Linked DNA regions of Mus musculus: region 1 is linked to region 2. A link is a loop called in an ENCODE intact Hi-C map of the cell type or tissue named here. Cell type or tissue: gastrocnemius. All regions are shown on one strand. Each heading gives the region's core, and the rest is flanking DNA. Links, peaks and the distances in the headings are about the cores only. Region 1 has its middle 21 kb from the start of Thoc7. Region 2 overlaps Atxn7 (ataxin 7).

Region 1 (5,382 bases), core at 244-5,243, 120 kb after region 2:
GTTAAAGAATTCTAAAATTCGCGGGAATGGAGGGGCTGTTAAAAAAAGAAAAAAAGAATTCTAAAATTCATAGATCTCAAGTCAGGTCATTCTTTGCTACTCTTCCAAGACCGTTTAGGAAAGAAGTTAAATAAGGATTGGGCAGACATCTCTCTCAAAAGCCAAGGTTACTAACGACCTTGACTGAATGCTTACTCTGACGAGAATACATGCGTAATCTTGCTTTAAATTACCCTACAAAGAACACACACAGAAAATGAAGGTCAACATCAGATAAGTGATTCGTCCACAGTCAATATCAAAGTCTTACAGTAAAGGCACTGCCTAGGGGATAAATGTGTGCTATTAACTAATAATGCTTGTGAATGTTTTAATTCTTCCAAGCTTCCTTTTCAAATATGTTATTCTTTATGTGTGTGTGTCTACTTGTATGTATATGCTCAACAGCGAGTGCCTGGTGTAAAGGAAGGCCAGAAGAGAGCATCGGAGGAGCCCCTAGAACTTATGCTACTGGCAATTGTGTGCTACCATTTGTGTGTGAATGAAACCAGTCTTCTGCAAGAGTTGCAAGTGCCTTAATCACAGAGCTGTCTTTCTTAAGGACTTGTTTTTTTTTTTTTTTTGTTATTTGTGTATATGTGGGCATGTGTGTGCACCTGTCCCCAGGGGCCAGAAGAGATCCTCCACTGGATCCCCGGGAACTAGAATTTAAAGAGGCTGTTAGTCCCTTCCTGTGGGTGCTGGGATCCAAGCTCTGCTCCTCTACAAGAGCTGCAAGCACTCTTCACTAAGCCACCTCACCATCCCCTTAAATTTTATTTCTAAAAGCAGTCCAGGCATCAAATGACAGATTTATCTTCTCTAAAAAATCAAAGGGCAAATCCCGCCTCTTCTAGGGAAGCCAGCCTTATGTTTTGGTTGCTTGGTAAGCTGACTTTTGGTGGTGGTTCTTGTTTTAAGACAGGGCCTCACTCTTTAACCAAAACTGGTCTGGAAATTACAATATAGCCTAGGATGGTCTTTAACTCACTGTGTGATAGGCCTGTCTCCGCTTCCTGAGAAATGAGCTATCATGCTTGGCTCTGAAACCATACTTCTTCCTCAGCACATGAATTGAATGAAATTCCCAATATTCTTTGCAGCTACCTGGCTGAGGCATAAAATATGAACTAATGCCTCATAAGTATATATATATTAGTTAACAGACATAACATTCTTTAAATTTTCTCTCTATACACAAATATATGTATGTCTGCATATACATGTATGTATATACATACAAACACACTCACACACACATACACATCTACATCACATACTCATACTTAGGAAGCAACAGATCTTCTACATAAATCAGACCAGAAAATTGGCTTCTTTACTATAAAAATAAAAGTTATGTGTGCTGTTTACTTTGGGTCTGTCAATCAGTGAATGTCACTAATGTGATTTTCCAGATAATCATATGAATGAATGTACATACACATTTCACACAGTGACTGATATATGGTTGATGGTCCTTCCCCTTGTTTCCCTTCCCTATCCCAATAATCCCTCAAGTTCTGGCATCATTCTGCCTGCAAAAAACAGCGGGGCTCACAGAGTGGCTTCATTACAAAGGGTGCTGTCCGACCTTTGAAGTAAACTATCTGAAATGTTAGAAGCCAGTGCTTTCCCACTCCTAAGAATCTTTGCTGACTGCCTTTTGGATCATGAATTCTGGTCAAGATGGATCTCCTTCACTGAACTAAGGAGCTGCAGACACAGGCTGGCACTAGTGACCTACCATCTATCTACTTGTACAGCTCTCAGGTTCATTTGGCCATATGGTCTTATTTGTAACCAAACATTAATGTGCCCTCCTCTACAGATCCCAGAATACTCCCTATATTTTGTAAGACAACAGATAGACGTCTGAGAAAGATTTGTTCCTTCTGAGGCCATCTGAACACAGACTTCACCTACCCATAGCATTCCATGTCTTATTCACAAACACATTCAAAGAATTTTACCAGCCTGATTTCATAGTGACCTTTCACACTAATTATACAGAGCAATTCCATGACACAAGTTCCACTATACAATAAACAATTAATGTAACTATTTTATTGCCATTCATTTAAGTATCATTATACAAAAACAAAAAACAAAAACAAAATAAAAACCCTCTCCTTTGGAGATTTTCCAAGATGAAAGAGAACATAAATACGGTCATACTTTACCTCTGTATTACACACATAATTAAATATCCTTTTGGATTTCTAATTCCTGTTCAATCTTCAATCATAGTACCTGCTTGTTAGCAGGGCAAACTTTTCCTAGAGTACCTTTCCCCTTAACTTTATAAAGGGTGTCATCTTAAACAGCAAGACAAAAGTTTATGCTATAATTGGCAATGTGCTGGTATATTTGACTTTACATTCTGGTCAAATATGGCACTGCAGAGTTTGCAGTACTTGAGCTAGAAAAAAATCAAATGCTGGGAAACAATTTTAAGAAATCTCTTTTAAATTTTAATCATAAATGGTTTTTTAAAAATGAGATTCTTAAATATTGAAGGAAAAGCCAATTTTAAATGTTATTCAACAGTATGAAAATGACAAAATTATAAGGTTGGAAACTAGGTGGCTGGAAGGTAGGAGCTGGGAGGTACTGAGTACAGGCCAGCCTAAGGGACAGCACAAGGCGACATCTGCAGGGTTAAGGTGGTTGTGCATCTGGTCTGGAAAAGTGACTACTTGAAAATACTCAAGTGACAGAATCACGGTTCAAGTGCTGCCTGCCACTGTAAGTTTCCAGGTTTTGATACTGTGCTACAGATAGAAGCACACAAGCCTTTTAAAACATTTTATTGTCTGACTTTCTGAACCTAAGTAGATTGATTATCTTGATAGAGATGTAGAGATAATGAGGAAGTAGAAACAGAATACTAGCCTTGTTCTGGCTCTCAGATTTACTGTTGGTGACAATGTCAACGCACATTTTGTCAGCCAATGTGGATGTCTCACAAAGGAGTCAGCAATACATACACTGTGTAAGAAACAATTTAAACAATGTTTAAAGGTTTTGTTGTATTTTAAATTACATAAGATGTTTCATTTAAAGCAGAGAGCCATGAAGAGCATGCTTTATGAGTTAAGAATGAGAGTGTGGTTTTTGTCTGCTACTCAAGGTTCCACTGAGCCTATGATTACATGTCATTTTCAAGATATATTATTAGAGGGACATGATTACCAAGTGATTTTTGTGTGGAAATGAGGACAGCTTCAATAATTCAAACCTGATTAAGTCAATAAAAATTTTCTACAATGTGACAATAAAAATGTAGAGACAAAGTGACCTCCCGTAGCTGGCTTATGTCATTTAAACACACTCAGTGTAGAAAGATTCAGATGTTTTTATCCCAGATTGGAAGCACAACACTCTAGGATGATAACATGAATACAAGCCCCTGGTTCCTATGTCTCATCATAACTAAGCTCAAGCTCCATTTCTGAAGAGTGAATGGAAAGAGGGCTAGCAGCACTTCCTAAATACCTTCCTGTTCACTCCTCTCTATGTGATGCAACGTGACCTACATTTCCTGTGCCCATTGAGACTCCGTGGGAGGGGGAAGAGGAGAGTTCTTCATTTCTCTTATCCTCTGATTAACTAGGACAGCAAATGCCACTCAAGGGACTGCTGCTGGGCTGAAGCAAGGGAAAAGTCATGCCAGTAGGAAATTCCAGGGAGGACATTTGGGGTGCTGCTTCTTGGGTTCTGCAAACTCAGTGCTACAGTTTTATAAGACAACTGCCACGGAAGAAACACCCCGCTTTCCATGAGCATCAGCTGAGAATCAGCGCAGAATGCTACTTCCCTTCCTTCAGGCTCTCAGCACGGCGAAATTAAACTTGAATTATCAACTCTTATCCTGGACAGAATCATTTCTTTATACTTAATTTACAAACAAACACGTAACAAAGACTGTATAGCATGTTCTCAAAAGCCCCACAGCCAGTTTCTCCTGTAACTTCTTTTCTAAATTTCTAATATTTATCTTGTTGTTTGTTTCTTTAATGAGGGCTGGCATCAGGGTCATCTCCGGAAGTTAAAGAACAATTTGAGAGAGTGAGTTATGTCCTTCTATCATGTTGGTCAGAGACTGAACTCAGGTCTTCAGGCACTTACTACTGAGCCATCTCACTGCCCACTCCCCTAGGTTATTAAATAAATATGGTACATTTGTCACAGCTAATGAAGTAATACCAACAGGTTGTATTTTATTTTATTTATTTTCTTCCAGAAAATATATTTTTTTAAGGTCTGTGCAGCAAATAGAATTGTATATACTTACTGTGTGATCATGGTACAATTCATGTGCATTTGCTATGATTAAAATGGAACGAAGGAACATACCACCACCTCCCTGTTCATCATGTTTTGTGTGATGAGAACACTGAAGATCCTCCCTAGTGACTTTCACATACATGTTACTAATTGCAGTCACTGGACCTTACAAGCACAGACCCTCTGAATGTATCGTGTTCATCAGAGTTGAAAGCTGTCAGAACTCTTGGCATGCTTGTTGTCCTATTCCCTCCCCCAACTCTCAGAGCCTGACAACGACCACGGTGCTGGTTCTTTATGTTCAGTTTCCTTATATTCAACATGAAATGAAGTTAGATAATATTTGTCTTTCTGTGCCTGTACTATGGGAACAGGAAGGAGTTCCTTTAAAGGTAGATAACTATTCTGTTGTACACATACCCCATATTCTCGTACAGGACATACTTTTTGTTGTTGTTCCTTTGGCTATATACCCAGAGTAAGATTACAATAGAGTATGGTAGTACTTTTGTTTATTTGGTTGGTTTCGGTTTCTGGAGACAATATTTCTCTATACAGTCTTGGCTGTCTGGGAACTTGCTCTGTAGACCAGGCTGGCCTCAAACTCACAGAGATCTGCCTGCTTTAGCCTCCCAAGTGCTGGGAGTAAAGGTGTGTGCCACCACACTCAGCTGTTTTTTATTTTATTTCAGGGCACATTTGAAGCCATAGTTTAAGAAATCACTGCTTAGGATAATATCAAAACTGTTTTCTCCATTTCCATATAAAACTCCTCTGAAGGAAATCACTATGTACAGCTAACAGTTAAGGGACAGGTAATTAGTTATATTCTCCCTCCTCAAGAGTACATTATTTGCATAAATCATTTGAAACTCTTGGTATTCTTTTACAAGAAAAATTTGTTCAGCACATTCTTTCTCATATTTGAATTTATACATTTCTCATGGTTTAGATATATAGATTTCTGTGTTCAATTTGGACTATCTGTAGAGTTTCAGAAGCCAGAAAGGACCCATAAGAAGCGGAGGTCTCGAAGGGTGATGTGATATGAACGTA
Region 2 (5,382 bases), core at 76-5,075:
TAGAAAGGGGTGCGAGTTAACCAGAATGCCTGGAACTGCTCAAGAGGAGACGCATCCTAAGGTTGGTTTGTTGGTTTGTTTGTTTGTTTTGTTGTCTTAAGTCATTGTTGCTTACTACGTCAGTTTGACTTCAGCCTGGAATGTCTGTGCAGACAGACAATGCTCTCTGCCTCCATCTCTAACAGCATCAGGATATTGCCTCTCTGCATAACCTTTCCTGCTTGACGCTTACTCAGGAACACTGTTGCAAGGCATTGGACATTCGGAGGAGATTCCCCTTCACACGGACATGGGCTCTCCTCTGTTAAAGATTACCACGAAAGCTGGGCATCCATTATAGGCAAACCAACCAACCCAACCAGAATTTTCAGAACTGGCCAAAGTCCCCAAGAAAGAGGCAACAAACACGTCCAGATCAGAGTCCACTTCCTACCTGATGGAGGAGGGAATTGTTCGTCAATCCTTGTGCCCCTGAGATGTTGCCTGTGTGTTTCATGTGGACGTTGTTCATAGCTGGCAACTTGGCAACCTTTGTGGGTTTGCTGCCACTGTTGCCAACAGTGCTAGAGCCTGGAGAGCACTTTCTTTTCTTCCCTATGAGTTTGTCTAGAGGAGTGTGTGAGTGTGGGTTGACAGGCAGTTCACTAGCCTGGTGGATGAATGGGCCGAGAGAGAGAGTGGAGTCGCTGCTGTTCACCATTACACTCATCCTCTTGATGGGCTCTGCAGAGCTCACACCAGCGGGACCCCGCCCTGCCTGCTCATGCCGGAGGCTCACCGAGTGTGTTTTATTTGTCACACAGTTGAGGCCGATGCTGTGGGAAGATGGTGCTGTTGACAGGTATGGAGTCCCAGAGTGAGCCACACAGTTTTTCCTAAAAGAGTTCACGGAATGAGAAGAGGAGGAGGAGGAGGATGACGAAGAGGAGGAAGAAGGAACTAACAGTGGGGAACTGTTTTTGCGTTTCTTTCCTGAGCCACCACTGGTACTGCTACTGGCATTGTGACAGTTAGTGCTGAGAGCAGAAGATTCCTTGGGCCTTATAGACTTGCTAGGTTTCCATTTCTGAGGTTTTCTGGACAGAGGGGAAGAGGGGACGGAAGAGAGGCCCGAGGGCGTGGAGGGGGGTGAGGATGAAGCCGACACTTGTCTGGACTGCACACTGCACACAGGGTCCATCGCCCCAGAACCAGCAGGCTGTGCATTTAGCGTCGTTCCATGAGCTGGTACCGATTTGCTATTTGGGGAGATGCAGGTGGACGACAGCAGGACTGGAGGCGCGGAGACAGTGGTTGCTGCTAAGTAGCTGATCCCACCTTGTGATGTCGGCACAGAATTTGTCCGGTGAGGAACACGGGCAGAAACAGGTGATGTGGTACAGGGCACTGGTGGGATTTTCCTGTAAAAAGGAGATATGATGGGTGAGAATTACCAAAGCTGGTCACACATACTTCCCATAATCACAGCTGCCATGAATGGTTTTGGATGGGCACCCCTTTATATTTGGTATTGAGAAACATATTCTCACCAAGATCAATCAATCTAAAAACACAGACTCAGTCCTGATGGATTGCTCCTTCCAGTTCTTTATGCTTCCTGGGGAACGTGGAAGCATACTCTGTCTATGTAGAGTTCACACGCTACAACCCTAGCTTCAGACCTCCACTGCTGACACTTAGCAAGCACTCTTTCTTAAGCCTCAAGCACAAGCCACAATGAAAGAACTCTCAACTCATCACGTGAAGAAGTCTGCACTGAACACCATGCCTTGCTTGCATCTGTCTAAGGCCCCTGGTGATAGACTTTGTAGACCTGGAAATGACTTTTAATATGTGACTGTAAATCATCTACTCCTTTTCAGATGTTGTAACAGACGTCTTATGTACCATTTACCCATACGGCCTAGAATCTAGTATCCAAACACTGTAAGGATTCAAGCAAGAACGAGTTACTTCATCAACAGGCAGATTGTGACTACCGGCCAGGACACTGCACAGGAGACAAATCCAAAGCAGACTTGTTTGAGTGTTATAACAAAGTATTTTGTTCATAACGCCTGGGCAAAGTACTCAGTAGGGGATGAGAAACCTATCTGGAGAGTCAAACACAGGAGCTCTCCCTTTTATTTTAACTCTGAGTTTAAAAAAAAAAAAAATTTAAAAAATGTGACAGCCTAAAAGAACAAGAAAACCTAGAAAGCCTGATAGTAGCATTAAAGCTCAGGTGGTAACAGCTGGACAGAGGTGCAAGCCATGATCCCAACCACTCGAAAGCTTGACGATGCCATCTCAGGAGCCAAGTAATGATCCTTATGATACAGGAAATTTCAAGAGAGTACACAGACCTTAGTCAATTTTCAGATCTCTCTAACAGACTGCAATGTGGATCCCACGATAAGAAGCCTGGCTCTATCCTTGTGAGACACACAAGTATTGCTTGAGAGGTTTGTAACAATGTGAATTCCTAGAATCAGTATCTCCACAAGGTACCCAGGCTAGCTCTCAAGAGTAGGTTGCTAACTGAATGCAGTTCCGGCTACGGCCACTAGGTGGATCGTGGGACTCAAGAGTAGGTTGCTTACTGGATGCAGTAACTGACGATAGCCACTGGGTGGCTCGTGAGGCTGAGATTTAAAAACCAGGCCTTCTGAAATCCTGGGGGGAAATTCTTCCTCCACAGGCAGCATCTGAACGTCTTGAAACAATATAACTGCTTTCTCTTTTTAAAGGCTCTAAAAAGCTAAGTAAATATATTCAAGAAAATAACAGAGTACTCTATGTGGAGACAGGGGAACTGACATTCTGAACTGTAAAAATACCTTTCGGTGACACCCCAGGCCATTCCCAGACCAATACAGGGCTAGGGTGCACAGAAGTCACAGGAGCTTGAGATGGCTTTTGAGTCACGGCAATGCTCCAGAAAAAGCATTGGTCAAACTCCACAATTGCGCAGAGTACCCAGGAGCTACAGGGGATGTGTTTTAGGTTCACCTTCTGTCTCTACTGACACCCGTTTACTGGAATAAGCAACTAAAGGGTAACGGGACAAGAATGCTGCTTTAAATAGGGCAGTTCCTGTTTGGGTGAAAGGTGCTAAGCTCACCCAGTATATGAAGGTCTGTGGGGACAAGCTGCCTAGAAATCAACTTACAGAGCTCCTGCCTGGGAGAGCTGTGTCCCAATCCATATGCCTATCTGCCTGCCTCAAGACTGTTGTATCTGCTCATCACTGAAACACACATCTTCCCCATTGCTGCGATGATTTCTCAAAACAGGCCATGGAGCTAGAGATGTATGTAACTCAGTTGGGCAGAGCATACATAAGGCTGGGTTTTGACCCACAGCACCACATAAAACCAGCCATGGTGCGCCTGCAATGCCAGCACCCAAGAGGTAGATACTGGGAAAGCATAAAATCAAGGTCACTTGTGGCCTCATGACAAGACGGTGGCTTAAACACATAAGGCAGAGAGTTCATGCTACTGAGCAGGGGGTGGATAAGGAGGTGGTCATCCTTGACAGAGCATGCCAAAGCAGGCAGCCCAATCAACCTTGGAAGCCTGCTTTTCCAGAAGTTCACGGCATTTGTGCACACAGCCACTAGGAACCAAAACCACTTCCGCTCCTCCACTGACTGTGGAGCTCATCAGAGCAGGGAAGGGTCCCAGTGCAAGAAGGAGCGCTGTCTCTACATCCAGGGGAAGCAGAAGGAAGGAAGCAGACCCATGCTGCTGCCCTGAGTCCTACCTGCCAAGTGCACAGACCCAGGTCCTGTCAACAGTCGTGGAAATAAAACTTCTTCACCAGACAGTAAGGCACCAACCATCTGTACCTGACTATCAGGAAGCCAAACCATGAAAGCAAACGGCCTCACTATGCCCACTCTAGAGGTACTGGGCAGCGGTGGTTCTTGGATGTACAGGGAAAGACTTGAGAGTCCCCTGCAATCAAATATCTCACTGAACACAAGCTTTCCCAAAATATTCTTTTAAAAGACATTCCTGGGCGAAAGAGCTTTAGAAATGATCTTCCGTATACAAAAATATCTCCTGCTTTGACAGTTGCAAAATGTGTTTGAGAAGTGTTGTATAAAAATGAGCTTACTGGAAATGATGAATTCAAGTTTTGTGGCCAAGGATCCCCTTCTATTTCTTACAATCTATTTAGTAAACACTGGGATACACAGTACTATACAAGATGTTTCAAAGGTGGGGTGATACAGCTAAGCGATAAATACTTAGCTATTCTGCCCAAGACCCTGCATTCCATTCCAGGATACCAAAACCCAAAACCTCCAAGGTGGGAAGTTGCTCCAAGCTCCCAACTCTTCTCCTTAAAATGTTACCCAAGTTACTGCTACTGCACCCAGAGTGCCAGGACCTCCTGGTGTTCTGGGTTTTGTCATATACTTACTTTTTCTCTCTCAGTCATCATCTTTTCTGACTAGGTACACACTGGTTTCTCCTCCTGAAAGTCAATACTGCTTACTCCCTAGTGACAGCTCTTCCAGACCCATTCAGCTCAGAAAAGCTTTCTGTGACTCAAATAGCCTGTTGTCTGTCCACCTCAGCTCTCACTGGAAACAGAACCTAGTGGCTCCACCGCTAACCTGTTGTGTGACTAAAAAATAACAAGGAGAAAAGGGTAATTATAGTCAAGTAGCAAAGACTTGTGGGAATAGTAGTCTCTAGCATGTAGCTAGCTCCCAGAAGGTATCAGTGACAACTGTTTTTTTATTCCAGTATCTTTCTTCTTTCAGATTTTTATTTCCCTACATACGATGAGGTCGGTACACATGGAGTTCTTTCAACTAAACTCTTGTACCCAGAACAAGACGCAGTTACTGAAAGGGTAAATGAGTGTATTACAGAATAGTTACTTTCTTTCTACACTTAGCCAATGCCGTTTCCCATGTAGATAAGCATGTCATACAGTCTTAAAAACACACCTTGAGGCAGTCAAGGACATCCATTGCTGGGGCAGGTCAGCTCCCGCCCATGCCCGCAACAGAAGACTTACTTCCATAGCTGTGCATTCAGATGCTTCTCTACCATGAGGTTGAGGGCACAGCGAAGCCGGTTCCACCTGGAGTCAAACACATAATAACCTCTTCCAATCTGCCGGCTCCCAAATGTGCAAAACTGAAAGAGAACACAGAGTATATTCGTGTCACCTCTACTGCCAGCACAGAGGTCCAGGTTCTTTCATGTTCAAGAAAGGAACAAAATGCCAGAGAAAAGGCAGGGCCAAAACGCCTCAAGTGCCAGAAGCTACACATCATGGCAAGAGCAGTGCCTGCGACAGTTTTGGGGAAAAGAAGAAAAAGAATGTGAGGCACAGCCACAGCCAGGTCTCTGCACCCGTCAGAGCCCTGCCCATGCG

Evidence for each region. Hi-C counts contacts between places; a loop is a spot of excess contacts. Peaks named below come from ENCODE experiments on the same cell type or tissue, not always from the same donor. Only the 100,000 strongest peaks of a DNase experiment are listed, where the experiment ranks them.
Region 1: it touches region 2 in a loop (2.7-fold over the local background); 5 of 42 quality-filtered maps call a loop at or near these places.

Annotation. Positions count from the first base shown.
Region 1 is chr14:13,979,688-13,985,069 of GRCm38, reverse strand. It overlaps a transcript of Atxn7 not described here. Among named protein-coding and RNA genes, the nearest start is that of Thoc7, 21 kb to the right of the region's middle. In gastrocnemius, for the core only: a CTCF peak has its summit at 2,689; no DNase peak of the experiment used is centred there; H3K27ac peaks cover 569 bases.
Region 2 is chr14:14,095,953-14,101,334 of GRCm38, reverse strand. It overlaps Atxn7 (ataxin 7), which reads right to left. Exons shown (of 12, transcript NM_139227.4): 10 at 5,020-5,141; 11 at 434-1,400. Among named protein-coding and RNA genes, the nearest start is that of Psmd6, 22 kb to the left of the region's middle. In gastrocnemius, for the core only: no CTCF peak of the experiment used is centred there; a DNase peak (open chromatin) is centred at 2,552; H3K27ac peaks cover 393 bases.